Regions from separate parts of the Homo sapiens genome. Here all the other regions are linked to region 4. A link is an interaction called in ENCODE POLR2A ChIA-PET data of the cell type or tissue named here. Cell type or tissue: MCF 10A. All regions are shown on one strand. Links, peaks and the distances in the headings refer to the core of each region. The heading gives the core; the rest is flanking DNA. Region 1 overlaps TGFBR3 (transforming growth factor beta receptor 3). Region 2 overlaps TGFBR3 (transforming growth factor beta receptor 3). Region 3 has its middle 4.5 kb from the start of TGFBR3. Region 4 overlaps TGFBR3 (transforming growth factor beta receptor 3). Region 5 holds the start of LOC102723436 (a long non-coding RNA gene).

The links. ChIA-PET counts read pairs that join two places held together with the same protein. Peaks named below come from ENCODE experiments on the same cell type or tissue, not always from the same donor. Only the 100,000 strongest peaks of a DNase experiment are listed, where the experiment ranks them.
Region 1: POLR2A ChIA-PET joins it to region 4 with 35 read pairs; 3 of 35 experiments call an interaction of 5 or more read pairs at or near these places.
Region 2: POLR2A ChIA-PET joins it to region 4 with 11 read pairs; 3 of 35 experiments call an interaction of 5 or more read pairs at or near these places.
Region 3: POLR2A ChIA-PET joins it to region 4 with 10 read pairs; 4 of 35 experiments call an interaction of 5 or more read pairs at or near these places.
Region 5: POLR2A ChIA-PET joins it to region 4 with 10 read pairs; 5 of 35 experiments call an interaction of 5 or more read pairs at or near these places.

What each region holds. Positions count from the first base shown.
Region 1 is chr1:91,842,335-91,848,313 of GRCh38, reverse strand. The region is part of intron 2 of TGFBR3 (transforming growth factor beta receptor 3); the gene reads left to right. Among named protein-coding and RNA genes, the nearest start is that of TGFBR3, 41 kb to the left of the region's middle. In MCF 10A, for the core only: no CTCF peak of the experiment used is centred there; DNase peaks (open chromatin) are centred at 2,143 and 3,113.
Region 2 is chr1:91,861,514-91,867,492 of GRCh38, reverse strand. TGFBR3 (transforming growth factor beta receptor 3) reads left to right here. Exons shown (of 17, transcript NM_003243.5): 2 at 5,849-5,979. The coding sequence starts at 5,962. Among named protein-coding and RNA genes, the nearest start is that of TGFBR3, 22 kb to the left of the region's middle. In MCF 10A, for the core only: no CTCF peak of the experiment used is centred there; a DNase peak (open chromatin) is centred at 2,972.
Region 3 is chr1:91,887,690-91,893,668 of GRCh38, reverse strand. It overlaps a transcript of TGFBR3 not described here. Among named protein-coding and RNA genes, the nearest start is that of TGFBR3, 4.5 kb to the right of the region's middle. In MCF 10A, for the core only: a CTCF peak has its summit at 3,203; DNase peaks (open chromatin) are centred at 2,418 and 3,408.
Region 4 is chr1:91,734,243-91,740,221 of GRCh38, reverse strand. TGFBR3 (transforming growth factor beta receptor 3) reads left to right here. Exons shown (of 17, transcript NM_003243.5): 5 at 5,263-5,446. Among named protein-coding and RNA genes, the nearest start is that of TGFBR3, 150 kb to the left of the region's middle. RefSeq lists an enhancer at 2,268-3,467. In MCF 10A, for the core only: no CTCF peak of the experiment used is centred there; a DNase peak (open chromatin) is centred at 3,081.
Region 5 is chr1:91,567,304-91,573,282 of GRCh38, reverse strand. It overlaps LOC102723436 (a long non-coding RNA gene), which reads left to right and starts at 3,770. Exons shown (of 5, transcript XR_007066219.1): 1 at 3,770-3,870; 2 at 5,115-5,550. In MCF 10A, for the core only: no CTCF peak of the experiment used is centred there; DNase peaks (open chromatin) are centred at 3,312 and 3,692.

The DNA.
Region 1 (5,979 bases), core at 294-5,293, 110 kb before region 4:
AGATTTTTAACAGGCTCATAAGATGCTGATACCGTTAGTCTGAGGACCACATTTGACAGCATAGGTCATCTGTTTTCTCAATGCACAAATTGTAACACAGAAACTGCAAACACCTAGACAATTTCTTAGTGCCATAAAAGGGAGCTTGATTTTAGCATGCCTTTACAACAGCTACCTTGAACACCTTTGGTAAACTTGTTTGGGTCAGAGGGATCCATGTGCTGGAGAGGAAGTTGGTTTGAGGCAGTGAGTTCCACAGATGCCTTTAGCTCTCTGACTGTAAGTGTGGTGCACCTGCAGAAACCAGGTGCATCTTTATTAGCTGGGGCTACACCTTGACATAATCCTAACAGTTGTTAAAGAAGGAATTCTTCCCGCCCCCACCATTTCTTCCTTTTATGTGCCTCTTTTGCCTTGTCTCATTTCTTGCCTTGTGACTTAGTAGACCAAGGTAGGAGATTCGTGTTGGGTCACTGAGGGCGGGGTCATTGGTCCCGGAACCTGTGGCCAAGGGACTCTTCGGTAATGAGAGGTGATATGGGCTGAGTGGATAAAAGGGGGACTTTAGGTGGGTTAGCGAGGGTGGCTCTGGAGTTAGGGACTAAAAGTTAAAAGTTGGGTATACCTCATTTCTGCTAGCAGGGCTCTAATTTTCTAGCTCAGGTTTCCCCATTGACTTCCTACTTTATTCTTTTTTTTTTTTTTTTTTTGAGATGGAGTTTTGCTCTTGTTGCCCAGGCTGGAGTGCAATGGCGTGATCTCGGCTCACTGCAACCTCCGCCTACTGGGTTCAAGCGATTCTCCTGCCTCAGCCTCCCGAGTAGCTGGGATTACAGGCATGCACTACCACGCCTGGCTAATTTTGTATTTTTAGTAGGAATGGGGTTTCTCCATGTTGCTCAGGCTGGTCTCGAACTCCCAACCTCAGGTGATCTGCCTGCCTCATCCTCCCAAAGTGCTGGGATTACAGGCATGAGCCACCGCGCCCGGCCCTACTTTATTCTTATAATCACACTCCAGTCTAGAGCTTTTAAAAAATTAACATTTTTTAGAAGGGAAAAATTTCTGTAAGTTGTAATTGATGTTTATTAAGCACCCTGACACCACATTTATTATAAGTGGGGATAAGACTGAGAATATTTAAGCTCTGTGCCTGAAAAGTTGTGTTTTAAACTAACTTTTATTTGTTTACACTGCCATTGAGTAGTTTATAAGGTTTTCTGATTTGCTTTCTCTGGCCTCATCACTGTTTTTGGAGAGGCAGCGTACAACCTATGTACAGCTCTGGAGCTCGCCGCAAGACTCAGGTGGTGGTCATTCTGCTTTTGAAATTGAACCAGAAAAGTCCTGAGGAATGTAACAATATTTTTTCTTTTTGCCCCCCTGCTAGCTTTTTTCTAGCCCTCCCAAAAATGTGTTTATGTTGCTGTCCATGCATGTGGAGCAGTCTGGAATTCTGTGTGACATTAGATAGTGAAAAAAATAGATTTCCCACGTGACTGAGGTTATAGGAGTGAGAAATCTTGGATTATGCAAGGACTCTTTGATTGGAAGAAGGACATTTTGAGATGAGATTTATTTTAAGATATAGTAAAAAAAAACCTAGTATACAACTTTTTGTTTTTTTCTAAACTAACCCTTTTCGGGGGTGACAGGATGGGGTGTGGACTAGAAGCAATACCAAACTTTTAAGTATCAAATCTTCACTCAGAAGAAAAAAAATGTCTTCAGGGTGAAAGAATAGCTCAAATGCGAAAAGCCTGATAGTTATATAATTTGAGAGTAGGGTCTGGCATATTATAGAGGACTCCGAGAGCCTGATCCAAGCAGCCTGCCATTTTCATCACCCCAGGATTATCTGTAAGGACAACTTTACTGTCTGTCACCTGCCAGGTCTCAGCCTGGCCCTTGTGAGTGCCAGGAAGTTTGTGTCCTCTGTTTTGCCAAGCTTAATTAGCTCTAGAAATACCCTATCAAAGGCTGTCTGGCAGTGTTCCATTAATGGTATGGGGTGAATTCAAAAGCACTAATTAATTGTTAGATTATTTGCAAAGCCCATGCTGAAAAACCTAATGCCTGCAGGAGAAAGTTGGCAGAGAGACGGTACAGAGATTAGCTTGGACCTTACCCGGCTCAATTGCGTTTTGGAATTGGGCCAAGAGGGGAGTTGCTTTTCTTTTTGGAGAAGTGCTTGTGGCTATATTGTTTTCTAAACTGCCAGTGTACTGCTCTAGGCTCTCCGTGAGGGAGCTCATATGGACACTTGCAGACCTAGAGAGCCCAGAGACCATCTTCAAGAGGTTTTGTTTATTTTTGTTTTGTGAGAGAAACACAATTGTTTAACTTTCATTAACTAAATAAATTCTTCGCAAGGGCCTCTTCTTAAATAGAGGAAAAGGAACTCTAGTTTGTAGTGTAACAATTCAGGTTTTAAGTGTTAAATGTTCAAAGGAGCCAGGATCAGGGCTTTAAATAGTTTTTTCTTCTTAAAATAAAACAAGTCAGGTTCCTCATGTCCTCTGTTTAGGTGGCCCAGGTCAGCAAAAAGTGAATTTTCCAACTGCTACTGCAGTTGGAAGATGCTGTTTAAAAAAATCTTCATTTGAAATCAAGTGCATGCCAATTTAAGGTCAGGGTATACTACATGCAGGAAAGGAAGAAACAGGTAAACAGGTTTGCATTATTTTGCTACATTTGACATATAGAATGATAACACCTATAATTAACTCAGCTTGACAAATTGTAGACAAATAATAGAAGTCCCTGTCCCTTATAGATGAGAGAGATTTGAGGCTTTTGGAGCCAAGTGCCAGTTTCTGTTGACTCTGAAGGCAACGGAGACAGCTGAAGATCAAAGTATAGAAGGATATTTCAGACTTATCTAAAAGCCAATTGAGTGTTATATAAGGGAGCTGTGTGTAGCTCTGTTTGAAAACATCCATCCAGTAATCTTCCAGTTCCTGAGCCTGGCCCTGCCTCCTGTTGACAGGCCTCAGCGTCTTTTTCTTGTCCTTTTGGGCTTGAGCAACATGTGAGTAAGTACTTATGTACAAATCCCAGACCAAATCTTACTTTATTAACATGATTCAGAAGAAAAGAATTCTAATGAAAAATTTCAGAGGACTGTGCCGAAACATTTCGTGATGTTGTCAGATCTCCCTGAACTCAGGAAAGGCCCCCAAAAATCTATTATTTCTGTTTATTACTCAACTTGGAAAAAGCTTACAAGAATGCCTCAGGAGAGTATGCACTGGTTGAGGAATTTATTCCTGGGTGTACAGCATCCCCTACGTTTACTCTGTGTGAGGCGGGCTATCCTGAAACCCTGGGCAACCTGCCTGCTCCTCAGCCAGCAGGTCTAGAGTAGCAGCTTAGTATTTTTAACCCTTTCTGTCATATGACTCCCAGCCAACTTTTTGAGTTGATAGAAACACAGATCTGAGAGCTATGAGGAATTATGAAAGCCTTTGTACTGACAAAAGACTATGATTTTTCTTTGCTGCTTTATTATGGTTAAAAGGTCTCATTATGCTTTTATTTTGGAGAGGTAATTCTGTATAACAAGACCTACTTGTATATCCCAGTTAGGTTGTGAGATATCATGAATAACATTACAACTGATAGTTAAATTGAAGACTTTAAATGATTTTCCTCAAAAAGATAAAACTAAATTCAAGGTTATTCTAAAATAAGTATGGTTATTTGCATTTAAAAATATTTCAAAGGGAGAAAGAGAAGTTAGGATTACAAGTGATAGAATGAAAAGTGCTCATAATTTGTTGCCTGTAGTATCTGTTTTGCTATTCATGAACATGGTACACCCATTCATTTGTTTAGGTTTTCCTTAATTTCTTTCAGCACTGCTTTTGTAGTTTTCACTAGTTTCTTTTGAAGACTCTAGTGTGTCCAAATGTGAACAAGATTCATCATGTCTGTCTTATTAGAATTATGTTTAAGAACCTCTGTTTTAGAGCTGTAATGCTATCCTCTTCAATCTACTCTTCATTAATAATGATGAAAACTGATACTCCCTCTGACTTTCCTGGAGAGTGAGCTCAGGGGTGTGTAACTAAGGCTATTGCTAAAGTGAGTTATCGGCCTGGCTGCCTTTGCTCTAAGTTGTAGGAACTCAAAGCTCAGTGTGTACTGTGAGATATGTTCTTTAAGGCTGAAGGCTAGTGTTGCTGAGCAAGAGATGTAGTAAAATGAATATCCTTGTTCCTTTGGACTAAATGTCAGAGTTAGAGGCAGTCTTGGAACCCAAAGATTGGATGTTGTGCCTTTCCATCAGGCCGTTGGGCTTTCCCAGCAGAGTTTCGCTGGAACAGAGTCACTCCAGTGAACTTTCATTTTGGACTTGTAACAAAAGGATTTTGTAGAGATTTTACCCTCTGAATGTGGGTAATACCTGAGGGCTTTATCAAGATGAAGAGTAACTTTGTTGGGTTGCTGCACCTTTATTTAGGGAAAGTAATTCTCCACCACAGTGTCAAGAGTGGTCTTGACAGAGACATATGAAAGGTCAGAGAGTCAGGATCGTGCACTAGTTGTGACCTTGGGTTTTGGATTCAGGCACACAGGTTCAGGTCCAGATCATAGGCTGTGTGACCACAGGCTCAGTGTCCTCATTTGTAAAATTGAAGTATCAGTAGTTCCTGTCTCAGTTGTGTTCTTGTGAGGATTATAAATGAGATAATGCATATAAACCAGAGGATCACGTTTATTATGAATGAAACTACTGGAAATAGTATTCTTTGAAAATGTTACCATAGTACTTACCTAGTTTGGACTGCTATAACAAAGTCACATATAAGTCACACATAGATTGTATGTCTTATAAACAACAGAAATGTATTTTTCTCACAGTGCTGGAGGCTGTAAGTCTGTGATCAAGATGCCAGCATGGTTAGGTTCTGGAAAGGGCCTTTTCCAAATTGCAGACTGATGACTTTTCATTGTATCCTCACATGGATACAGTCCTCAAAAAGACAAACTAGAGAGTTCTCTGGAGTCTCTTTTAAGACACTCATACCATTCATGAGAGCGCTGTCCTCATGACCTAATTGCTCCACCTGTTAGCGTGCCCCATCTCCCAATACCATCACACTGGGGTTAGGATTTTAACATACAAATTTTAGGGGGGTACACATTCAGTCCGTAACACATGGTGGACATATTTAATCAGTCTTTTAAGTTGCAGTTCTATTATTCAGGCATATTTTTGGTACAAAAATTAGATCTGATCCTGAAATATAATGTTGCTGTTAAACAGACTTTATTGATGCCCAGTTTCTTTATTTTCCGTAAGTTTTACTTAGAGCAGTACAGTGGAAATACCACAGTGGTACAATGGGAGTGATGGAGTTGGGAGAGGGTGTGGATAAGAAGTGCTCTCCCTGCCCCCCAACTTTTTGTTTTGTTTTGTTTTGGAGATTTGAGTCCCAGTTTTGTGGTTTGCAGAGCTTTTGTTGCCTTATCTATACAATACTGCTAATTATACCTATTCCTTTGATTTGATGAGGATAAAATACTTGTAAAGCAGCCAGAAGTTTATGGCACATAGTAGTTAGGTCTTCAAAAAGTTAATCTTTATTTAGACAATATATATGTGTAGGAAAAGAGGGGGAGAGAGAGCTAGAACAACCTTATTATGGGCAGAATGCATTTGCTGTTTAGCTTTGTGCTCCCAATGGAGAAAAAGCAGGTTGGGGAATGTCCTTGGGAGATGGCTGAGGAGCTGTTGGCTGAGCCAGGTGGATTTGAACTGAGCACCTGGATGGAAAAGACCTTGTTTTCTTTTGAGGCAGTGACTTGGTCTTTAACTGGAAGTTACAGGGTAAAGATGAATGCTCAAGAACGGTGGCGGTGCTGAGGATCAGGACCAGTGGGGGACAGGAGAACCCAAGTGAAGTGGATTGAGGCTGTGTATTGGTAGTTTTCCTCATCTATATGGTACCTCTAGGCTCAGTCCCAGTCTAA
Region 2 (5,979 bases), core at 530-5,529, 130 kb before region 4:
CTCTTAAGGACGGACTGAAGTTCGGCCCCAAGGAAACCAAGGCTGCTGGGGCCAGATTTGTTGATCATGCTCCCAGCCAGGAATGAGGGTGGGCCTGCTCTGGAGGGACAGCCCACCTTGCCTCTGAAGGCAGCCGGCACAGAACAGGCAGAGTGGAGTCAGGCTTCTCTGCTCTCCTCGTACCATCTGTGCGTACTGCTTCCCCCGTGCCTACCAGTACAGGTGGTTCCAGAGTAATCTTCCTCCTTTCTTTTCCTGCCACTGGCAGCCACAGAATGTTGGGACTAATTAATCTGATACCTCAGGATAATAAATCTCTTTGGTAGAAACAGCTTGCTAATGATAAATGATAGTTTTAATACTATACATGCACAATCTCATTTGATTCTTGCAACAACTCTGTGATGTAGCTAAGTTTTGTCTGTTACACTCTTTACAAAGGAGGAAACTGAGGCTCCATTCTGATCTAAACCTCCATCCTTTCTTGTCTGACATGCTGTGAGAATCTCAACTGATTGTCCAGGCAGTCTGGCCTCCCTTCAGTCTGTTCTCTGTACAGCGTGAGGGAAATCTTTAGTAATCCCATCTGATCACGCTATTCCCTGTTTAAACCCCTCCTTGAACTTATTCCTCTTCTCTTTCCCTTTCAGCTCTGCAGCTCTCCTCCCTCCTGTAATGCTTCCTCTGCCTGCAGTGTCATTCATCACCTGACTTTTAAAATCTTCGCTTATCCTCAGGTTGCGTATACTTTTCCTTTAGAGCTCTGATTATATCGTGTAGTTACATGTTTGTGATTATTGTCTGTTTATCTCACCAGCTTTTAAGCCCACAAGGGCAAAAAACATGTCTCCTTGGCCACTGCTTAGCAGAGTAAGCAATAAAGATTTGTTGAAAGGAGAAACTCAGGAAATTAAATGTCTTGTGAGAAGTAGTAAATGATATTTTTACTCGGATATAAGCTCCCTGAGGGCAGGATTTTTGGCGTCTTTTTTTCATTGCTATATCCCTGGCATCTTGAACAGTGCCTGGCATATAGCAGTAATATTTATTGAATATCAGTTGTGCTTGGATGTGATTCCGAAGATTTCTTATCCAAATCTAGGACTTTTTCTCTCATTGTGCCAAATCTATCTGAAGATGGGGATTAGTTTAGTTCTGATTCTGAATCAACTCATGGATGTAGCCAGGCCATGTTAGCCATCTAAGGGGAAGCTACTAATTTTTTCTTACTGGTTTTTAGCCTATTGCCAGACATCCATTTTGCCACAGTTTTTCTCTTAGATAGAGCAAGATTTCTCTCCTCACCTTAGGGAATATTGTACCCAACCAGATCCTTTTGAATATTGGTTTAGAACGTGATGGTTTTGAGGATTCATTTGGATGGGATTTTTTCAGCTAATCTTGGTCTTTACCTGTGCACTCTGTTGGGTCATGAGGGCATGTGGGGCAGTATGCTCAGTTTAATGGACTCAGAAATAAACCCAGGGGATCTCTGAAATTAGCAGAATTAGCAGCACATTTGTTTGCTTTTTTTTTAAACCCATTAAGTTCTAAGAATTTTCTTTTTTTTTTTTTTTTTGGGAGACGTAGTCTCGCTCTGTCACCCAGGCTGGAGTGCAGTGGCGCGATCTCAGCTCACTGCAAGCTCCGCCTCCTGGGTTCACGCCATTCTTCTGTCTCAGCCTCCCGAGTAGCTGGGACTACAGGTGCCTGCCACCGCGCCCGGCTAATTTTTTGTATTTTAAGTAGAAACGGGGTTTCACCATGTTAGCCAAGATGGTCTCGATCTCCTGACCTCGTGATCCACCCGCCTCGGCCTCCCAAAGTGCTGGGATTACAGGCGTGAGCCACCGCGCCCGGCCAAGTTCTCAGAATTTTCTTATGTTCATTGATGAATACTAAGTGTTCTTCAGTTCATCAAAGTTCACCTACCTTTTAAATGGAACATGTTGCTTTGAAATGTGGGGAAAATGACTATTATTCCAAATTGCTCTTTCATGATCTCAGAGTACCCTATTTATATTTCTACTTTTTTTTTAAATAAATACTTTAAGTTCTAGGGTACATGTGCACAATGTGCAGGTTTGTTACATAGGTATACATTAGGTATACATGTGCCATGTTGGTTTGCTGAAACCATTAACTCATCATTTACATTAGGTATTTCTACTTTTTTTTTTTTTTTAAGTGAAAGCAAGTTTATTAAGAAAGTAAAGGAATAAAGGAATGGCTACTCCATAGACAGAACCTATATTTCTTTCTTTCTTTTTTTCTTTTTTTTTTTTTTTTTGAGATGGAGTCTCACTCTGTTGTCCAGGCTGGAGTGCAGTGGCATAATCTCGGCTCATTGCAATTTCCCTCTCCTGGGTTCAAGTGATTCTCCTGCCTCAGCCTCCCGAGTAGCTGGGATTACAGGCACGTACCACCACGCCTGGCTAACTTTTGTATTTTTGGTTGAGCTGGAGTTTCGCCAGGTTGGCCAGGCTGGTCTTGAACTCCTGACCTCAGGTGTTCTGCCCAGCTCGGCCTCCCAAAGTGCTGGGATTACAGGCATGAGCCACTGTGCCCAGCCAGAACCCATATTTCTAAAGAAAGCATTTAGTTCATAAAGTCCAGAGATTCTTTGAGGTCAAAAAGTCAGGATTGGGAGTCCCTGATGTTTGCAGTCAGTGTGGTAGAACCTCACAGAAGAAAGAGGAGTTTGTATTTCGTTAGTTTTATCAAAGCTACAACTTTTCGGAAGCCTTCAGTCCATCCAGCATTCCAGGGAACTGATTCCTAAGTCGGGTGTTAAGGCACTGAGGTGTACAAGTTGTGGCCAAAACTGGAGTTCAGCTGAATGAGAATGACACACTTCCCTTTTGCTTCTCCTCTGCCTTGGGAATCTTTCACCACACTGGGGAGATTAGACAAAAACCTTCTGCAGTTTATTTTCTTTTTGAACAGTTACATTATGGAGAGACTTTTAAGCTAAAAGAAGAAAAGCTCCCTTTTTGTTACAAACAGCAGTGTGTAGTTTCAACTTGTCCAGGACTTCCTCAGAGATGTTTTAAGATCCGGTGTAAACTTGCTGTGGTTTGCCTTTGGGCATCAAACTGTTTAGCTTGGCTCTATTATATCTGTAATTGCTGCATTTTAATAATTGCCCAATATTCTTGTCAGCAATTTGCAGCCTATATTTTTAATGGAACCATTTGCCTTTCTTTTCCACAGGTTTGTTCAGACCTGGCTTAAGCCCCTGGATTAACGCAGCACAGACCCTCAGACCCACTGCAGCTGTGGGCAGGGTGACGCAAGCTCATTAAATATTCCCACAAGCCTCGTGCCGCTTACAGTTTATGTGCTTCATAAAATCCTCTGGGAAGTCATCTTCTTCTGAGATCTCCTTACAGGGATTTGCTTTATAAAAGTTGTCTTTAACATTTGCTGAAATAGCATATTGTTTCAGAGAGGTTTTTCCTTATCAAAATTATTATATAGGCAGGAGGCACTATAGTTCTTGTGAACCAATTCACTAATTTAGGGAATCTAATATTTCGAAGGGAAAAAAATAGAGACAGATCCTCTTTGTGGTGGTTGAATTTTTAAGTTAACGGAGAAGATTTCCATATGATCAGAGTTGATGTGGAATTATGGTGACAGAAATGTTCGACTTAGAGGGATAATAAGTCAGTTTAATGGCTCCCAAATTATCTCTATAATTTAGTCAGCTTTTGAGACAAGACCGTTGTGTCATTGATGACTTATGCCTCAACTTGACTGGTAATTTTGTTCTTTTAGTGAGTCCACTCTTTAGCTTATCTCCTTTTGACTGTTGTAATGTTTATTTTTCAGTAAACAAAAGATTGAACTGGATTTACAGTAGCTAAGAATTACATAAATAGCTATATCTTAATTTCTCCACTTTATTGGTATAAATAGCTCAAAGAGAATGGACAAGTAGTGATACAGTACAGTAATTGTAGCTAACATTTATTTGGTTGGTTGTTACGTGCTAGGGACTGTTCTAAGCATTGTGTATGTATATTAACTAACTGAATCCTCACAACAGCCTACCATACATTTCCTACCACAGGATATGTTCATTCAAGAAGAGTAAGCTGCCTAACATTACCATTTGGTAAGGGGCAGAGTGGATTCACACCCAGGCAGATTTTTAATCTTTATCATAATCCGTATGCTATTCATACTAGGATTTTAATCACTATCGTATATCAAGATTGAACCATAGTGGCCTCCTGCCTATATAATAATTTAGTTTCAAGACATATCTAAGAAATTCTTTTTGAAATTGGAACTTTACTGTTATTATTTCTGGATAGGTAATACTTGCACATGGTATTAATACAAAACCCAGAAGGGAATTCAGTGAAAAGCTTCTGCTCCCTCCCACCCCTGTCCTGCAGTCACCCTATTTCCCCCGTTCTCATAGGTAAAGTTACAATTGCAAAGAGCCATTTTAAATATCTCTCTTTGTCACTTGATGCAATAAATTAAGACCATTTAATTAAAAACTCATTTAAAATAATTTTTTTTGTACTGTTATCTACAAGCGCCCACATTGGCTTTGTCTCTGAAGGTAGCTATGGGCAACTCCTGTTGCGTGATATTTCCTGAGTGAGGATGACAAGGCCACAACCCCCAGGTGTGTGAGATGGCTCCCGGAAATGCCACCATTCTGCCTTTTCCAGGGCTTAGATCAGGGAGGGTCTTTGCACTTTTACCCATAACTTTTATTCTTGATGAGAAGGAACCATGCCTGGAGCATAGTAAATGCTCAGTACATGTTTGTTAATTGAACTTCTGTGAGTTGTGCCAGGCTCAGGGATAGAGGGCTGGAGAAATATACTTTGGAGTGTCTAAATCAGTGACCATTAGGGCCGTGTGAGGAATATTCAAGTTAGGCAAACCACCACAAAACTCTCATTGAAGACTCTGGATAGGAAAAGCTTAGAAAGAACCTTCTAGATCCTTGAGTCCAGTAACCAGATAGTCTCAGATGGGCTGAGAGACAGGGAAGACTTTTTTCCTGTTAAAATGTTGGCAAACAGTTGAAATAAGAACCTTGCCTTTTTATGTTTCTTTATTTTTTTCAGATTGATTCCTAGCACAACTTAATTTGATCCTTGTGATAACCCTGTTATTATAACATTAGATTGAGTCTCTAATCAGTGCTGGTTTTGTTTTCTTGCTGGCACTAGGGTTGCATGTATCAAGTGTCATTGATTACTTTGGTACCACAACTTAACTGGTGGTGTTATATTTCAGGTGCACCTTGATTTTCTTCTGTAGTTCTGAAAATTCTCTATAAAACCAAAGATTTAAAATGTCAAAAACAGGGCCGGGCGTGGTGGCTCACGCCTGTAATCCCAGCACTTTGGGAGGCTGAGGTGGGCAGATCACGAGGTCAGGAGTTCAAGACCAGCCTGGCCAACATGGTGAAACCCCATCTCTACTAAAAATACAAAAATTAGCCAGGCGTAGTGGCGCATGTCTGTAATCCCAGCTACTTGGGAGGCTGAGGCAGGAGAATCGCTTGAACCCAGGAGGCGGAGGTTGCAGTGAGCCAAGACTGCGCCACTGTGCTCCAGCTTGGCGACAGAGAGAGACTCTATCTCAAAAAAAAAAAAAAAAAGCCAATAACAAATATGTCATTTGCAAAAGTATTTGCTATAAAAATCTTTATTAGATAGTCACTGCCCTCAGTCTAGTTTGCTTGAGTGCTATTTTGCATCTTTTAAGATAAATTTCTTACATTACGCTTTTCAGAAATTCTCTGTTTAATTTTAGTGTCTGTTTGTTTATGAAGTTTCTTCATTAAGTTTTCTTATTGAAATTTGTTTTACAGGCAGTTTGAAAATTGCAAGGAGGGACTTTAAGACTACTTCTGATTTGCAAAGATTGTCTGTGCTCTGAGCAGGCTGAAGTGACTGGACGAGACGCACTGTTGGAGAAATAAAAATGACTTCCCATTATGTG
Region 3 (5,979 bases), core at 489-5,488, 150 kb before region 4:
TAAGATTGTCACTAAAATAAAAAATACAACATAAAAACAAATTTCTATTTAACTCATTCCTGAATCTTAAAGAATGTGTTACAAGTTGGGCTGGGCACAGTGGCTCACACCTGTAATCCCAGCACTTTGAGGCCGAGATGGGCAGATCACTTGAGGTCAGGAGTTCAAGACCAGCCTGGCCAACATGGTGAAACCCTGCTCTACAGAAAATACAACAATTAACCGGGCATGGTGGTACGTGCCTGTAATCCCAGCCACTTGAGAGCTGAGGCACAAGAATTGCTTGAACCCGGGAGGTGAAGGTTGTAGTGGGCCGAGATCACGCCACTGTACTGTAGCCTGGCGACAGAGCAAAACTCTGTCTCAAAAAAAAAAATAGTTACAAGTTAAGAAACTCTTCTTTCTCCTTAGACAACATGTTAAAAGAAACTCAAGAAATGTTACAGCAGGTAATTTTATGACAAATATGTGGATATGCCCATTTTCAAAATATGTTAGAAAATACATTTTATAAACCCAAACTTACAACACGGCCTTCCACAAAATAAGTGCTCAATAAAGGGTAATAATAACAGACCCAATAATAACAGCAATAATTTTTAAATTTAGATATTTTTAGAAGTAGACTTTCAGCATTTCTTCTACTTGTTGAAATGAAGTCAATGAGGTTGTTTTCTTTAGTGTGTTAACTGAGTATCAAGAGGCACTAGGAAGGAAATGTTTGATCAGTTGGCTTTAGGAATAAAGCATTTCCCTGAAGCTACCTTGGTTAATATTTGCAAGTATTGTGAACTTTTTGGATGAAATACCACACAGATGCAACTCAAAACGAATAGTAATACACATATATAGTTCTTTCAGCTCTAAACTGGTATTACTTTCAAGTAAACTCTGAAATCTCGGGAATAACCATCTCATGGCTCTTGGTAAAAATGATACATGTTCATTACGAAACAATCAAGCACAGATAAGATGATGATCCGAGGATGAGATGGTGCCCTCACTAATTTCTGTTCAATGTTCAAGGTATAACCCTGAACAGAGAGGGTTCAGGGAGACCCTCATTTGACTAAAGGACTCACAATGCAACTTCAGTTCAGTTTTAAAAAATAAGAAAGTTATGTTTCTGGCACACTTTCATTTTGGGCTGAGATTCAAAACATTTACAGGCATTAATATATGTTCCGGGTGCCCCTTGTCTTTTTTTGTCCCCCTGAGCACAAAATAACATTACATAATTCATGATTCTTTTTTTCTCTTCTCTAGACCAAAACCCAGTAAACAGAAAACAGATAAACAAAAGAGGTGGGGCTAGTTCTCTGCAGAGTGTTGTGGAGGTGGGGCTGAGGATGGAGTTTTCCTTCTGGAATCCCAGCCCTGCTGTTGGGAGAGCAAGGTCCTGCCACATACCCTAAGGAGCTAAGACCACAGGGATCTCAGGGGGTTTTACTGTCACTTTGAAATGGTGTGAGGTTTCCTGCTTCATCAGAATCCCTGCTGAGGGGGAAATTGAAGGTGTACTGTGGAAACCTCCATTGGGGGCTTCTGCACAGTCACAGGAAATGGTGAGTTTGCAGGAACTTGCGGTTACTGTGAGAAAATTTGCTTTGGATTTTTATGTCCAAAATCTCTGTGGAATTCCCCAGATCTGAAGCCAGTGCCTGCTTTGGACTCTGCTCTGCATACAGGTTCATCTGATTGTATTTTTTCTCATTAATTGAAATTTGCCAGCTGCAATTTTATCAGCGAAAACCAAATTCTAATCTCGTAGATAGATATAGAAAATGTGGCTTTAAATTATGGCCTTAGGTTATGATGAAATAAAACACCAACGAGTATGAACTGGGTCTTTATGAGCGAATCTGAAAAATAAAGTAGTAAATCTGTCTGTGATAATAGGTTAACAGAGCAGAAAATAAGGGCAGATACTGTAGTTTGTAGATCAGCATCCTGTCACAACAATTTTGGAACATTTGGTTCATGTTCTGTCACACATTCTTAAGAGTAGTTGTGCAATTGCCTCCAAGCTGTTGGCTGTATTAGACAAACTTTAAATTAGTGAAAGGAATCTATTTTTATGTGGTGGTGGTGGGGTAATAGTTCTTCTAAACAAACTTTCATTTTTATCTTTTGAAAGTTTTTAAAGAATCGAGTTTTTTTTTTTTTTCTTTGAGACAGATCTCAGTTCTGTTGCCCAGGCTGGAGTACAGTGGCACGATCACGGCTCACTGCAGCCTCAACCTACCGGGCTCAAGTGATCCTCCCACCTCAGCCTCCCAAGTAGCTGGGACTACAGGCACATACCCTCACGCCTAGCTAATTTTTGTATTTTTTGTAGAGACTGGGTTTCACCACATTGCCTAGGCTGGTCTCGAAATCCTGGGCTCAAGTGATTCACCTCGGCCTCCCAAGTACTGGGATTACAGGCCTGAGCCACTGTACTTAGCCTTTGAAGTAAACTTAAAAAAAAAAAAAAGAGAGACCAGGCTCAGTGACTCACACCTGTAATCCCAGCACTTTGGGAGGCCGAGGCAGCTGGATCACAGAGCTCGAGACCAGCCTGGCCAACATGGTGAAACCCCATCTCTACTAAAAATACAAAAATTAGCCAGGCGTGGTGGTAGGCACCTGTATTCCCAGCTACTTAGGAGGTGGAGGCAGGAAAATCGCTTGAACTCAGGAGGCAGAGGTTGCAGTGAACCAAGACTGCACCACTGCACTCTAGCCTGGGTGACAGTGCAAGACTCCGTTTCAAAAAAAAAAAAGGAAATATGAGACTCTCTTTTTATGAGTAGAAGGTGTCTTTCACCTGTAGCACAAAGTGGAGGTTCAGAGCATGAACGGATTCTGTAGCCAGGCCACCTGACTCTGCCACTTGCTGGTTGTGTGACCTTGGGCAAGTTACATAACCTCTCTGTGCATCATTTCCTAATCTGTAAAATGAGGATAATAGCTGGGCACAGTAGCTCATGCCTGTAATCCCAGCACCTTGGGAGGCTGAGGCAGGTGGATCACGAGGTCAGGAGTTTGAGACCAGCCTGGCCAATATGGTGAAACCTTGTCTCTACTAAAAATACAAAAATTAGCAGGGCGTGGTGGCGTGTGCCTTTAGTCCCAGCTACTCGGGAAGCTGAGGCAGAAGAATCACTTGAACCCAGGAGGTGGAGGTTGCAGTGAGCCAAGATGGCGCCACTGCACTCCGGCCTGGGCAACAAGACGGAAACTGTGTCTCAAAAAAAAAAAAAAAAAAAAAAAAAAAGATTATAGAGAAACAACCAAATGATTTTTCTAATGATAAAGTCTTTTAGACTTTATCTGATTAAAGAAAGTCTGATTAGCAGACTGTGAACTGCTAATCAACAGAATCTGGAGACATGCCACTAAATCTGAGTCACTGTCAACATGTGAGTCCACACCTACAGGAGGGGTGGTTCCTTGTATGAAAAACAGCCTCAGTAAATCACTGAAACTCTGCTGGCAAACATTTTTAATGCAAGTAATGCACCTCAATTTCACCCCCCTGCTTACAATCCTGTTTGAAACAATTCCAAACAAATGACCAAGAAACCACTTTGGACCAAAAGAAAGCTGGTATCTTACAGTAACAAATACTGTAGCTTGAATGCAGTTCTCCATGAGAAATTAGTGAAAGGGAGCATCCATTCCCTTAGAAATCAGTTAATATTGCCATTAATAAGAGGTTGGGCAACTGGGCACGGCAGCTCACGCCTGTAATCCCAACACTGTGGGAGGCCAAGGTGGGTGGATCACTTGAGGTCAGGAGTTATGGCAAAACCCTGTCTCTACTGAAAATACAAATATCAACCAGGCATGGTGGTGGGTGCTGGTAATCCCAGCTACTTGAGAGGCTGAGGCATGAGAATCACTTGAACCTGGGAGGTGGGGGTGGGGGTTGCAGTGAGCTGAGATCGCGCTGCTGCACTCTAGTCTGGGCAACAAGAGGGAAACTCCGTCTCAAAAAAGAAAGAAAGAAAGAAAAGAGGTAGGGGAACCCTTTTTTATAGAGCTTTGCTCAGGAACCAAAAATTCAAGTTTATTTTAAACCTTTCGTCTATGCTTGAGGTATCTGGATTTCTGCTTTTAATATCATATTGTAAAGATTTAAAGAGAAAACATCTCTGTAGACATTGTTAATTTTGTAAATACTGATGTAATTTCTTGTGTTTTTCCATATCATCTACTGAAACTAAATAGCTCAGAATTAAAAAAAAGAGCCCTTTTATTTTGCCAGTCTATAAAGCTTCTGATGACAGGTAGAAGAACCTGGTGGTTAAGGACTTAGGTTTTGAGGTCGGTGGATGTGAGATTGAATCGTGGACAGGTTTTGAGGTCGGTGGATGTGAGATTGAATCGTGGACAAGATCTCAGTTTGTATAAAGGCATGTATATCGGCCTCATTTATACATATTCTTAGAGGGCTGTGAGAAGTAAATGTGTTTATATGTATAGAATTTAGTACCCATGGCCAGGCGCAGTGGCTCATGCCTGTAATCTCAGCAGTTTGGGAGGCCAAGGCGGGTGGATCACTTGAGGTCAGGAGTTCGAGAGCAGCCTGGCCAACATGGTATGAAACCCCGTCTCTACTAAAAATACAAAAATTAGCCAGGCATGGTGGTGCGTGCTTGTCAATCCCAGCTACTCAGGAGGCTGAGGCAGGAGAATTGCTTGAGCCCAGGAGGCAGAGGTTGCAGTGAGCTGAGATTGCGCCACTGCACTCCAGCCTCGGCAGCAGAGCGAGACTCTGTCTCAAAACAAAAACAAACAAACAAAAAAGAATTCAGTACCCACGCTGGCTCAGATGTTGATGGTTACTGTTGTGAATCTGGCTCTACGGGGACCAGTCACTTCATCACTCTTTAAAGACAAGACACTCCTAAATTATCTACCAGGCCATTTTATTTAGAAGGCCTTAACATGATTGATACATTTAATTTAATTTTATTTTTTTGAGACAGAGTGTTGCTCTTGTCCAGGCTAGAGTGCAATGGCACCATCTCAGCTCACTGCAACCTCTGCCTCCTGGGTTCAAACGATTCTCTTGCCTCAGCCTCCCAAGTAGCTGGGATTACAGGTGCCCGCCACCATGCCTGGCTAATTTTTGTATTTTAGTTGAGATGGGGTTTCACCATGTTGGTCAGGCTGGTCTAGAACTCCTGACCTCAAGTGATCCACCCACCTCGGCTTCCCAAATTGCTGAGATTATAGGCATGAGCCACCTCACCTGGCCGATGCATTTAAATGTGGGATTAAATATTCACACCTAGTTCAAGTGTTCACATCTGTACTTGAAACTAAAACTTGTTAACAAGGCATAAATACTGTATTAGTCTGTTTTCATGCTGCTGATAAAGACATACCCGAGACTGGGCAATTTACAAAGGAAAGGTTTATTGGACTTACAGTTCCACATGGCTGGGGAGACCTCACAATCATGGCAGAAGGTAAGGAGGAGCAAGTCACATATCACGTGGATGGCAGCAGGCAGAGAGAGCTGGTACACGGAGACTCCTGTTTTTAAAGCCATCAGATCTCGTGAGACTTATTCACTATCATGAGAACAGCACAGGAAAAACTCATCCCCAAGATTCAATTACCTCCCATTGGGTTCCTCCTAGGACACATGGGGATTGTGGGACTTACAATTCGAGATGAGATTTGGGTGGGGACACAGCCAAACCATATCAAATACTGTTTAATTTGAGTCTAGGAGAAATCTTAAGGCCTTAAACTTAGACTTTATAAAAGCAGAGGCTAGCTCCATCTGGACTGTTTATTCCTTCAGAATATTATGCCTACTTGTATTCCCAATGCCTGACTCAGGGCTCTCCCATAGTCAGTGCTCAATGAATATTGGTAAGGAAAAAAATGGTTCAGTGAGGAGATTTTTGCAGTAATTCAGGTGACTGATGACATTTGACCTTTGTGAATGAATCTCCAATTCTGCAATTGGGTGGATTC
Region 4 (5,979 bases), core at 298-5,297:
CGGATGTGGTGGCACACGCCTGTAATCCCAGCTACTCGGGAGGCTAAGGCAGAATAATCTCTTGAACCTGGGAGGTGGAGGTTGCAGTGAGCCGAGATCGCACCATTGCACTTCAGCCTGGGTGACAAGAGCAAGACTCCATCTCAAAAAATAATAAATAAAATAAAATAAATTGTAATCCCCAGTGTTGGAAGTGGGGCCTGGTAGTAGGAGGTGATTAGATCATGGGGATGGGAAGATTTCCTCTTTTGTGCTGTTCTCGTCATAGTGAGTGATTTACCACGAGATCTGGTTATTTAAAAGTATGTAGCACCTACCCACTCCCTCTCTTCCTCCTGCTCCTGCCATATAAGTCACGCCTGCTTCCTCTTCACCTTCCACCATGATTGTAAGTTTCCTGAGGCCTCCCAGCCATGCTTCCTGTACAGCCTGTGGAACCATGAGCCAATTAAACCTCTTTTCTTTGTAAATTACCCAGTCCCAGGTATTTTTTTATAGCAGTGTGAGAATGGACTAATGCAGCAGGGTTCTTGGTGGGTTGTAGCATGATGCCCTTACAAAGATGAGGAAGGTTCTGTGAGGTCCCTTGGTAGTTGGCTGAACAACCTGGAACCCCAGCAAGGACTGCTAATGTGCTCAGGTTAGTGTGGGAGTGTACGTATGAGTCACAGACTTCAGCCTTGTCTTGGTCAACCTCTCAGGGATTTAGATGAAAGTGCAGAAGGTGTGCTATAAAATTTAATTATTTATAGCTAATAAAATAAGGATTTTTACATGGTCTCTTCAGACTTGAAATATGGGTCTGAAGAATAACTATAAGACTTTGCATTTATTTTGGGAGAATTATGGGTATAAGGATAGGATAGAAAAGCCTCGAACTGGTGAAAAGACCTTGGGGGGTTAGGTACCATCATCTCTACCATCCTTCCTGGTGTGAGTGACCACTGTTTCTCACCTGAATTATTCCGGAAGTCTACTAATGATCTCCTGCTTTTTGTCTCCCCTTAGACTCAACATAGCAGCCAGAGCCATCCTGCGAAAACATTTGGTAGATGTTTCAATAGTCCTTACAACGGTCTACAAGGTCCTGTTGGGCCTACTGGTCTCCTCTGGGACCTGTGTCCTACCAACCTTGCCTCAGCCCTGTGTCCTACCAACCTCCTCTCAGCCCTGTGTCCAGCCACACTGACCTCCTTGGTCTTCCTTCACCATGTCAGACCTTACACTTGCTGCGTCTCAACTGTGAATGCTCCTTGCCCTGATGTTTGTGTGGTTTGTTCTTTCGTCTCCTTTAGGTCTTTAACTTCTCAGTGACCTTATTGTGCTCCTCTGGCTGTCTTATTAGACTTTAATCTCCATAAGGGCAGGGAATTTTTTCTGTCATATTCTCCACTGTGTCTCTCCACTGTGTCTCCAGCATGGAGAACAATGGAGTAGGCAGGCACTCCATAAATCTTTGTTGGCTCTATGTTTAAAGCATAGATTAGTTTATTAGGCTGTTCTTGCATTGCTAAAAAGAAATACTTGAGACTGGGCAATTTATAAGAAAAGAGGTTTAATTGGCTCATGGTTCTGCAAGCTGTACAGGAAGCATAGCACCAACATCTGCCTCTGGGGAGACCTCAGGATGCTTTTACTTATGGAGGAAGATGAAGCAGGTGCAGGCACTTACACATGGCAAAAGCAGGAGCAAGAGAGAGAACGTGTGTCGGGGGAGGTGCCACACACTTTTAAATGAGCAGATCTCACGTGAACTCAAGACGAGAGTTCACTTATTACCAAGGGGATGGCCTAAGCCATTCATGGGGGGATCTGCCCCCATGATCCAAACACCTCCCACCAGGCCCCATGTGAAACGTTGGGGGTTACCATTCAACATGAGATTTAGGTGGGGACAAATATGCAAACTATATCAATTAGTAAATATGAGATCATAGCAGGGTTCAGCTGATGCCAAAGCTAATGTGGATGCTTCATGCAGTGTTCACATATATGGAGAAAGAGATTTATTATAGGAATTGTCTCATGCAATTATAGAGGCTAAGAAGTCCAAAATCTGCAGAGCCAGTGCCCCAGTTCCAGTTCGAAGGCCTGTAGGCTGCTGTAGCACCGGGAAGAGCTGATGTTCCAGTTTGAAAGCCATCAGGTAGAATTCTTACTTGTGAGAGAGTCAGCTTTTTGTTCTATTCAGGCCTTCAACTGATTGGATGAACCCATACATGTCAGGGAGAGAAATCTGCCCTACTCAATGTACTAACATTTAAATCTCATCCAAATGCATCCTCACCAAAATACCCAGAATAATGTTTGGCCAAATATCTGGGCACCTGTGGCCCAGTCAAGTTGACACATAAAATGAACCATCACAGTATGCTTCTCAGACCATACCTGGAGACCTTGAATCTTGTCCCGACACCGTCTTTCAGAGACTATCCTGTTGACGCTCTGACAACCAGGGTATCTGGGGCAGAACTGAAGAAGCTAGGGGTGTTGCCCTGAAAAAGCAAACATGTGATTGAGGTCAGATGACACCTTTAAACACCTGAAGTCTTGTCTCATGGAAGAAAGACGAAGGAATTCTTTGTTCTAGTAGGCATGGCTCAGACTAGTGTATAAAAAATGAATCTAACAGAACAGAAATCTGCTGTCTTGGGAGCTAGTGAGGTCTTCTTTCTGGAAGGGTGCAAGCAGAGGCCAGCTGTGACCAGGAGTCAGAAGTCTTAAGTTCTGGTCTGGGCCTGGTGCATGACTCTCTGGCCTTGGGTAGGCCATTAGACTCTCTGAGGTTTCCGCTTTTCTGCTGTAGAGGTCACCGTAGCCTGCCTCACAGTTCCGCAAATCAGATGGAAATAACATCTGAACAATACCTTCTAAAACAACACCTTCTAAAACTCAGCTGTAGCCTTGTCAGGGTCAGGAGAGCTGGCAGTCAGGAGGGGAGTGCTAGCTCACTCCTTGCTGAAGCTGAAAATTTCCACTGACCTGCAGTCAGGGACACCTCACTGCAGCTTTGCTTTCTTCTTATTGGAATGTGCCTGAGGAGTGGCAGTTAACTCCAGTTCCAAATTCCTCAGCCCTGAGTGTATGAAGCTTATTGCTGCTGGCCCGTGAGGACAACAATGCCTGGAGGGAGCAGAGGGAGTTGTTCCTCCTCCACGAATCAGCCCCATCACCAGCTTCATCACGGCATCGCTCTTTAATTACTTCAGGACACAATTCGGAGTTGCCGTTGATATCTTCTGTATTTGTGCTGTTTGCTTTCTTGCCTCTGGAATGCACCAGTGTGACATCCCGCTTTCCGCTCTGAAAAACGTACTCTGTGTATAATGTATATAGGGTTGCTGTAGTTTATGGCCACAACATGAATGAGAAACAAGAAGCAGAACATCCAGGGTTTCTCGTCTAAACATTCAGAACTGTGCTGGCAGTGGGACAAAGGCCTCTGGACTGTTGTGGGTTTTGGTGACAGCCTTGATAAAAATGCCTTTTTAGTACAAGTGAAAGGAAGATTTTACTACAGTGCAAAAGTCAAAAAATTAGATAAACATTGTTGGAAGTTCAGTGTTGATGAGTAGCTAAGCCTCAGAGAAGTTACACTTAGGTGGGCATGGTTATTTTTTGGCAGGAAAATGACCTAGGATTTTTTTCTTATTCAGGCGACGTCAAAACAAGGTTAGAGCTACATGTTCCCCTCTGGTTTTGTTTATAACTGGCATCAGGACATTCAGAAATGATCGTGACTACACTTGACAGCACTGATACGTAGTAAGTGTGCAGTCAGTGGTAGCTGTTGTGAGTAGCTTTGGTTTACACCGAGTTTATTAGTGATTAATTCAGGGCTTCCACAGAGCCCTGTGTAGTTCTACACAGCTACCACTGACTGCACACTTACTACGTATCAGTGCTGTCAAGTGTAGTCACGATCATTTCTGAATGTCCTGATGCCAGTTATAAACAAAACCAGAGTGGAACATGTAGCTCTGTACCATCTGTGTGGCCCGGGCATCAGGATATCTAGAAACTTTTCAGGTGATTCTAGTTTTCAGCTTGCAACATTAGTAGGTCATGGAATCAATTAATTGAAGTACTTTTTTTTGCCAGCGTTTTTAGAAGATACGTTTATATAATTGTATAGAAAATATTAATGCCTAGCACAGTAGCTGGGAAAATATAATTTTGTGTGTGTTAAAAATGCTGCTGTGATAGAACCACTAATAAAATCCCTGCCCTCGACTTGCTTCTTAGTCTTACTTCAGAAACTGCATGCTTTTCGTTATGAATAAATGGTTCATGTGAAATTTAATACAAGACATTTATAGTTCTATGACCTGAGAATTTGTGAGCCTTCTTGCCCACATTTTGAGGTTTCACTCTGACATTGAAAAAATCAGTTATTTTATAAATGCTAGCCAACAAAAATGGCATACATATTTTCACCAGCAACTAAATTTGATTATAGCACAGCAACAAGATGATGATTTTCCTCCTTTGGATGTGTTAATTACACATATACCATGATATGCTAGGTCAGCAGTGGTCTAAATACATTCAGCAAGAATGAGGTACTTGCATACGTCATCCTGAAAGTTTTATTAGATCAGTTTAACAGCCTCTTGACTTCATTATCTATGGGAATTTGGGGGTCTTACACAATAAACTGTTACAAACATTCATCTCACTCTTATGAAATAGAGCAATGTGATAGAAAGGCTGGCAACCTTTGGCCATTTTTATCTCAGTGCTGAGGTGAACATAAACCAAGAGGACTCTCGCTGTTTCCCTATTGTGATGACTCTGTTGGCAGATGCTGCAACTGTGGAAGACCTGAAAGTCGTGATCAGTTGCTAGCAGGACTTTGGGATCACTTGTCTTGATCCTGAAGCTTTTTATAAGCCCACGAGAACATTCATCAAGGCTTCCCACTTGACTTGAAATACATTCATTGTAAGATTGGTCTTCGATTTAGATTTCTTGGAAATAGCAGTGATAATTCTTACGATTACTCAATGTGCAATGCAGTCCGTCCTCACAAGGTTCTTTCAGAGTTCAGAGGGACATCCTGCATTGGTAGTTTTGCCTTTGTCTGGGAGGACTAGGCTTGGGATTATTCCTTGAATCCGCTGCTTAAAAACGCTGATCTGCTTGTATAACAAAGGGAAGAGGTTCGATTTACAAGCACTTCGATTTGAGAAGTACTTTCTCTAATTATGATTCAGCTCCGGTGACTGCACCATGTTAAATACGCAATTCTCTTTCCTCTAGGTGTCTGAGGGTTCTGTGGTCCAGTTTTCATCAGCAAACTTCTCCTTGACAGCAGAAACAGAAGAAAGGAACTTCCCCCATGGAAATGAACATCTGTTAAATTGGGCCCGAAAAGAGTATGGAGCAGTTACTTCATTCACCGAACTCAAGATAGCAAGAAACATTTATATTAAAGTGGGGGAAGGTAAATTTTATGTGGCTTCAGTTAATGACTGATTTATGACAGGCAATTGTTTTCTTTTCTGAAACCAGGTGGTTAGGGCAAGGAATCACAGAATTACAGAATGTTGGACCTGGAAGGGACCTGAGGGGTCATTTGGCCCCAGGCCTCTCCACCGCCCCCCATATTCCCTCCCTTCTTTTTTCCTCCTGGGGAAGCAGGCCTGGTTATGGCCAAGTGAAACACAGGGAGGAGCAGGGGGAGAGAGGAGAAGGTTGTTGTGTGGGATTTAGAAGACACCCATGCACAGAAGTCAAAAAAAGTAAGTGGAGGTGAGAAGCTGAGGGTGTGGGAAGGAGGTGATGACTGATGGAGTGGAAGAGCTGGCAGAATGAATGGGTCAGCAGGTGGCTTCCTCTTACCTGTGTTCTGCAAACGTTTGAAGCCTGTGTCAGTTTGTGGTGCTGAGACATAGGTTACATTTTGGACAATAGCAAAGGAAAAGTATTTAAATATATTTTTAGTACAAATGACTATTACAAGGACAAATTATTGGA
Region 5 (5,979 bases), core at 655-5,654, 170 kb after region 4:
ATTTCTTTGGAATTATTTTTAATAATTGCAAGTCAAGAGCTGATTATATTCTGGAATACTATGCAGCCGTAAAAAAGAATGAGATCATGTCCCTTGCAGGAACATGGATGGAGCTGGAGGCCATTATCCATAGCAAACTAATGCAGGAACAGAAAACCAAATACTGCATGTTCTCACTTGTAAGTGGGAGCTAAATGATAAGAACTCATGAACACATAGAGGAGAATAGACACTGGGGTCTATTGGGAGAGGATCAGGAAAAACAGCTCATGGGTACTGGGCTTAATACCTGGGTGATGAAATAATCTGTACAACAAACCCCCATGACACAAGTTTACTTACAAATCTGCACATATACCCATGAAATTAAAATAAAAGTTAAAAAGAGTTGATTATATGCTTATTTTCACATCCAGTAGGAACTAGTTCAATGAATTTGACAAACCTTTAGTAAACGGCTTTGGAGTCAGACATTCTGGGCTCGCATGCTAGTTACACCTACCTAACTAGCCATGAGATCTCAGGCAAATAAATTAGGATCTAAGCATTGAGTTCATGAGGTAAAAAATTGCATTGGGAGAAGTAAGTGAGACAATTTAGGGTAAAATACCTGGGACAATTCCTAGCACACAGTAAGAGTTCAATAAGAGGAAGCGATTATTAATTAGATAAGGCATGTTCTCCCAGAGACCTTCAAGTCTGTTGAGAAGAGGCAGACGCAACCAGGAAATGCCAGCAAGAAGTTTCCAAAGTGAGGAGATTTGATATGAGCAGAGAACCTCCTGAAAACACTTTTGTTGCCTTCCAGTCAAAAGGAGTCAGAGGGATGGTCCTGGTCGCCCTTGCTCTCCTGGGCGGGTTGAGGCAGCCCAGCTTCAATCCTTAAAGAACTGTCTGTGCACAGAAGAGATGCTGCCTCCTCAGGACTCGGAGCCAAGGGCAGCTGGCTGCCCTATCTCGGTCCTTTCCTTCCCTTGGGTGCGTCTGCCTGTCCCACCGCCCTCCTCTTACCCATCCAAGTCTCCTCCCAACCGGAACTTTACCCCTCCCAGGGTCACACTTGGTTTCCTGACACGCGGGTATGTCCCTAATTAAACAGTTTCAGTTCCCTCTCTGGCCTGGGGTTTCCAATAACAAAGCCTGTGGCATCCAAAGGACACTTTCTTTTGGACCCAGGTCTTGCTGCTGGGTTGGAGCCCTTGTTTTTGAGGTCCACTCCGGTCTGAGGCGCTGCCTGTACCTTTGCAGACATAGGTTCCATCCCCTGTGAGGCAGGGGGCTGTTTGTCCCTGCTTGACATGGCTACTTGGCTCACTGGTCTAATTCACTATGGATTCTGAGATGTCTCTTTCTTCTATTCATTATATCACAGCAGCTTGAGCAGCCAAAGGATCAAATCTAAGCAGGACGTGAGATGTACTTCCTGCCTTAGACTTGTCCTCGTTGGCAGCCAGGCTGCTGTAGAGGCAAAAGGCAGAACATTTTACTGAGTTCAGTGTGTAGCTGAGTAATAGATCCATTTTTAGGGTGTTGGGTCCCAAGGCAGTGGTTGAGCTGGGTCTCCAGGGATTTACAGGATTGAAGAATAACAGCAAAAACAACAAAAATCGATAAATGTAAAATGCTATATGCTGGTGAACAATATCCCGTAAGTTCATTTAAAACAGCAAATATTCTGTATAATAACAATTTCTAAAATGATTTTTTAAAATGATTACTTTTGAATTGATTAACCCAATTCTTCAAACTATGAATAGTCCTCGGTATTGCTGAGTTTGTTTTACCTCTCATCCTGATCTTTTTGCTTTCTACTCTGAGCTTGAAAATCAACAATTAAGCATCTCTGTGTGCCAAGGAAATTAGGTGAAGCCTACTGCCATGGATCCTGCCAGCCATGCCAGGCCCAGAGGCTTCCTGCCACCTGAGAGGAGCCATTGAAGACCTCCTTGGGTGGTCAGAGCTTAGGGAAAGGCAGAAGTGGGTTTATTTCAAAGGTAGGCTTACGCTTTGGGGCCTTTCTCTTGTACCGGCCTCTCCCCAGGCCCTGTACCTCACTTTCAGTTTGTAATTTTGTGTTCCTTTTCTTTAAAAGGGCAGAAATTATATGGGCTTGAGGACTCGCTGAACCTGGGTCTACCCTTATGAGGGGTGAACTCACTTGAGGGCCAGGCAAGAGATCCTGCCAGCCCTGGGCTCCTTTTGGGCAGCCTGCCCTGAGTGGGCAGAGGCTGACCTGTAAAGCCGTATTGGGTGTAGTTGCCATGTCAACAGGCCCAGGGCAGTGACCAAGGACCATACTGGGGAAAATATCCCAGGGCCCAGGTTACTGCTGGAGAAATTTGAATGGCCAGAAGCAATCCACATTTTTTCTTCTTTTTTCAGAGACAGAGTCTCACTATGTGTCCCAGGCTGGACTCAAACTCCTAGTCTCAAGCAGTCCTCCCACTCAACCTCCTGAGTAGCTGGGATTATAGTCGCGTGCCACTGCATCAGCCCACAATGGACATTTATGCCCCTCACTGAGTAACCAAAGGGAGGTGCTTTTTGATGGAGTATTAGAAAAACAGATTCGCATAAACCATGGGCTGTGAGGTAGGGCTGATCATCCATCTGGTCACTTGGAGGAGGCTACCAAGGACTCCTATCTCCCTGAGTTTGCCCACATGTGACCGGATCCTCCTGATTTGGAGGACTTGTCTTTGGGGCTCCCTGTTCTTTACACGTCTTATTCAGGGTTCTTGTTGCTAGTTTTTGTGGTTTCTTGAGTCTTAGCTGTTTCTCCAGGACTCTGGCCAAGTTCCTCGATTCACCGTACCTGCACGGAGGGCAGGGAATGTAAATAGTGTATAGATTTTGAACAATATTGTAAATGCTTTATGGATTGTGTGTTACAGAGAGTAGCTGAGCTGTAAAATTGGGATTAAACCAACGTGTTTACAGAAATGTTCTGACTGTAAAATTTCTGTGCTTTCTTAATACAGCCTTTGTGATGCAGATCTTTGAGTACTTGGAGGGTGCTTCAGAACTGGGGACTCTGAGACCATCTCTGGCAGCCTCTTGTGAGCATCTGAGCCAACATCTTGGTTGCATTTTCTCCACGTTGGAGTGACTCTTCTTGGGCATGCCAGCTTCTTCTTTGAGTCTGTAATGCATTCCTGACCAAATACCCCTCACATGTGCCCTTCCATGTGAACAGAAACGCCTCTCCCTCTGAGGTGAAAATGGTGCTGTCAACACCCTCCTCAGAGGGCACATGCCTTGTGAGTGAGAGTGATGGAGCTCCGCCAGCAGCCATGCTCTCCACCCTCCTCACGGGGAAAGGCTGCTCTTTACTGGCCAGCCCTCTGGAAATGTCCCTCTGAGTCACTCTTAACAAGACAGGAGAAAGCAGTTTCCTGCTTTCACGCCTTCCCTTTTTTCTTTTCTCTCTTCCTTCCTTCTTCCGTTCCTCTTCCTTCCCTCCCTCTTGACCTTCCTCTCTCCCTCCCTTCTTTCCTTCCTTCCTGTGGCTCTCCTTTGTGAGTGACCTACCTCCGCTTCCTACTCTGTGACTTTGCACATTCAATCATTGCCTGGCTCCACCAGCAGTATATAAGGTGAAAGAGGATCCTGCCAGCTGTTCTAGGCCCAGAGGACACCTCTCTCTCTCTCTCTGTCACTCACACACACACACACACACACACACACTCTCTCTCTCTCTCTCACACACACCCACTTATTGATGGGGTAATAGGATCAAGAGGTAGCTTTGCATCATCAAAAAGAAGTCAGTCATTCTAGCCTGGAGCTTTAGAAGACGAAGTAAAAAAGAAGTCAGACAGTCCTAGCTTTGAATCCTGGCCCAGCCACTTACTAGGTGGGAGACCTTGGGTAAGTCACTTAACCTCTCTGAGCTTCTGTTTCCTTCCTTGGGTGTAGAATGGGGATAAGAAGCCTGCAAGAGCAGAATAAGGATTCAAAGCTATATAGTAGGTGCTCACTAAATAGTAGATATTTGTATGATTTGAAACTGTCCATAATTGTTCCTGTAGGCTTTAAGAAGAAAACACCCAGAAATGAGTTGTATCATCTGAGTTTGTGATGGATGCATATTGGTAGGAAATAAGTGAGACAATATTTCAGAAATTGGCATAAGGCCATGGGAGGTCCAGCTCAGAGATCACTTTGGACTGGTCTTGGCTTACAACCCACTGAAAACCAACTCACTGAGGTTCATTTATTGGGAGGTTGATTATAGTTAATTAATAAACTAGGATTGAAATAGGCCTATTTTTAGTACTGCTATTTTTTTTTTTTTTTTTGAGATGGAGTCTCACTCCATCACCCAGGCTGGAGTACAGTGGCACAATCTTGGCTCACCACAACCTCTGCCTCCCAGGTACAAGCGATTCTCCTGCCTCAGCCTCCCAAGTAGCTGGGACTACAGGTGTGTGCCACCACACCTGGCTAATTTTGTATTTTTAGTAGAGACTGGGTTTTACCATGTTGGCCAGGCTGGTCTCAAACTCCTGACCTCATGATCCGCCTGCCTCGGCCTCCAATTTTTTTTGAGACAGAGTCTTGCACTGTTGCCCAGGCTGGAGTGCAGTGGCACAAACATGGCTCACTGCAGCCTCGACCTCCCCAGGCTCAAGCAATCCTCTCACCTCAGCCTTCTGAGTAGCTGGGACCACAGGCATGTACCAGCACAGCCGGCATATTTTTAAATTTTTTGTAGAGATGAGGTTTCGTCATGTTGTCCAGGCTGGTCTCAAACTCCTGGGCTCAAGCAGTCCTCCCGCCTCGGCCTCCCAAAGTGCTGGAATCCCAGGCATGAGCCACTGTGCCCCGCCAAGTTTTGGCACCACCAGACTCCAGACTGCTGTCCAGAACTTGTGCTCTGCTCTGCATTTTTTCCTAGCCTTGTCTGCCATCATAATGTTCATTTCCACATTCCATTTGCTCTCAGCTGACTGTAAATAACGCCAAGAAGCAACCTGGCATACAAACCCCTCCGAAGGGATTAATAACTGTTAATAATAATACCAGAAAGCAAGCACTTTACAGAATATATTATTCCTAATCCATATCATAATTCTACATGATAGTTTCCTTTTCTCTATACTTTCATACAGATGAGGAAACTGAGGCTGAAACAGGCAATTAATTTGTGCAGGTGGCACGTTTACTACATGGTGGAACCAGGATCTGAACTCAAATTTGTCTGTGAATGTTTTCAGAATATTCACCTACATGTTGCCCAAAGTCAAGGCTGCCCTGGGGCAGTGTGTATACCTGAATGACAATCAGTACAGGCACTGAGGGAAGGGAGAACCGATGCTGGAGAGGCAAGCATAACTGCCACTGTTAACTTTGTGACCAAACTTCATGTCTTGTGGCCTAAAGGACAATCGTATCCCTTCTGGGGGAATTTCCCCACCTCCATGTTGAAGCCAAGGATGACTAGTACTCCATGGAAAAGAGGTCAACATGATAACCAGGAGATGTGGTCATGGGGCATTAAAAGGTTCGAAGCTGTTCCAGAAAGGATGTCATTGATGTGGAATACAGGTGAGCCACTTGGTCCTCAAGGGAGTGCCAGGGAGGAGAGTAAACACCACCTGGCAGGCCAGGTGTGGTGACTCACTCCTGTAATCCCAGCACTTTGGGAGGCCGAGGTGGGTGGATCACCTGAGGTCAGGAGTTTGAGACCAGCCTGGCCAACATGGAGAAACCCCGTCTCCACTAAAAATAAAAAATTATCCAGGTGTGGTGGTGCATGCCTGTAGTCCTAGCTGCTTGGGAGGCTGAGGCACAAGGATTGCTTGAACCCAAGAGGTGGAGGTTGCAGTGAGCCAAGATCATGCCAGTGCATTCCAGCCAAAACAAAACAAACAAAAGACCACATGGCAGTGAGGAGGCTCCCATAGTGATCCCAAGCAACGTGTGTTCCATCCCTGTGGCCTGCTAAGTGAGGTTTCCAGCAATTCAGTTGAGGCT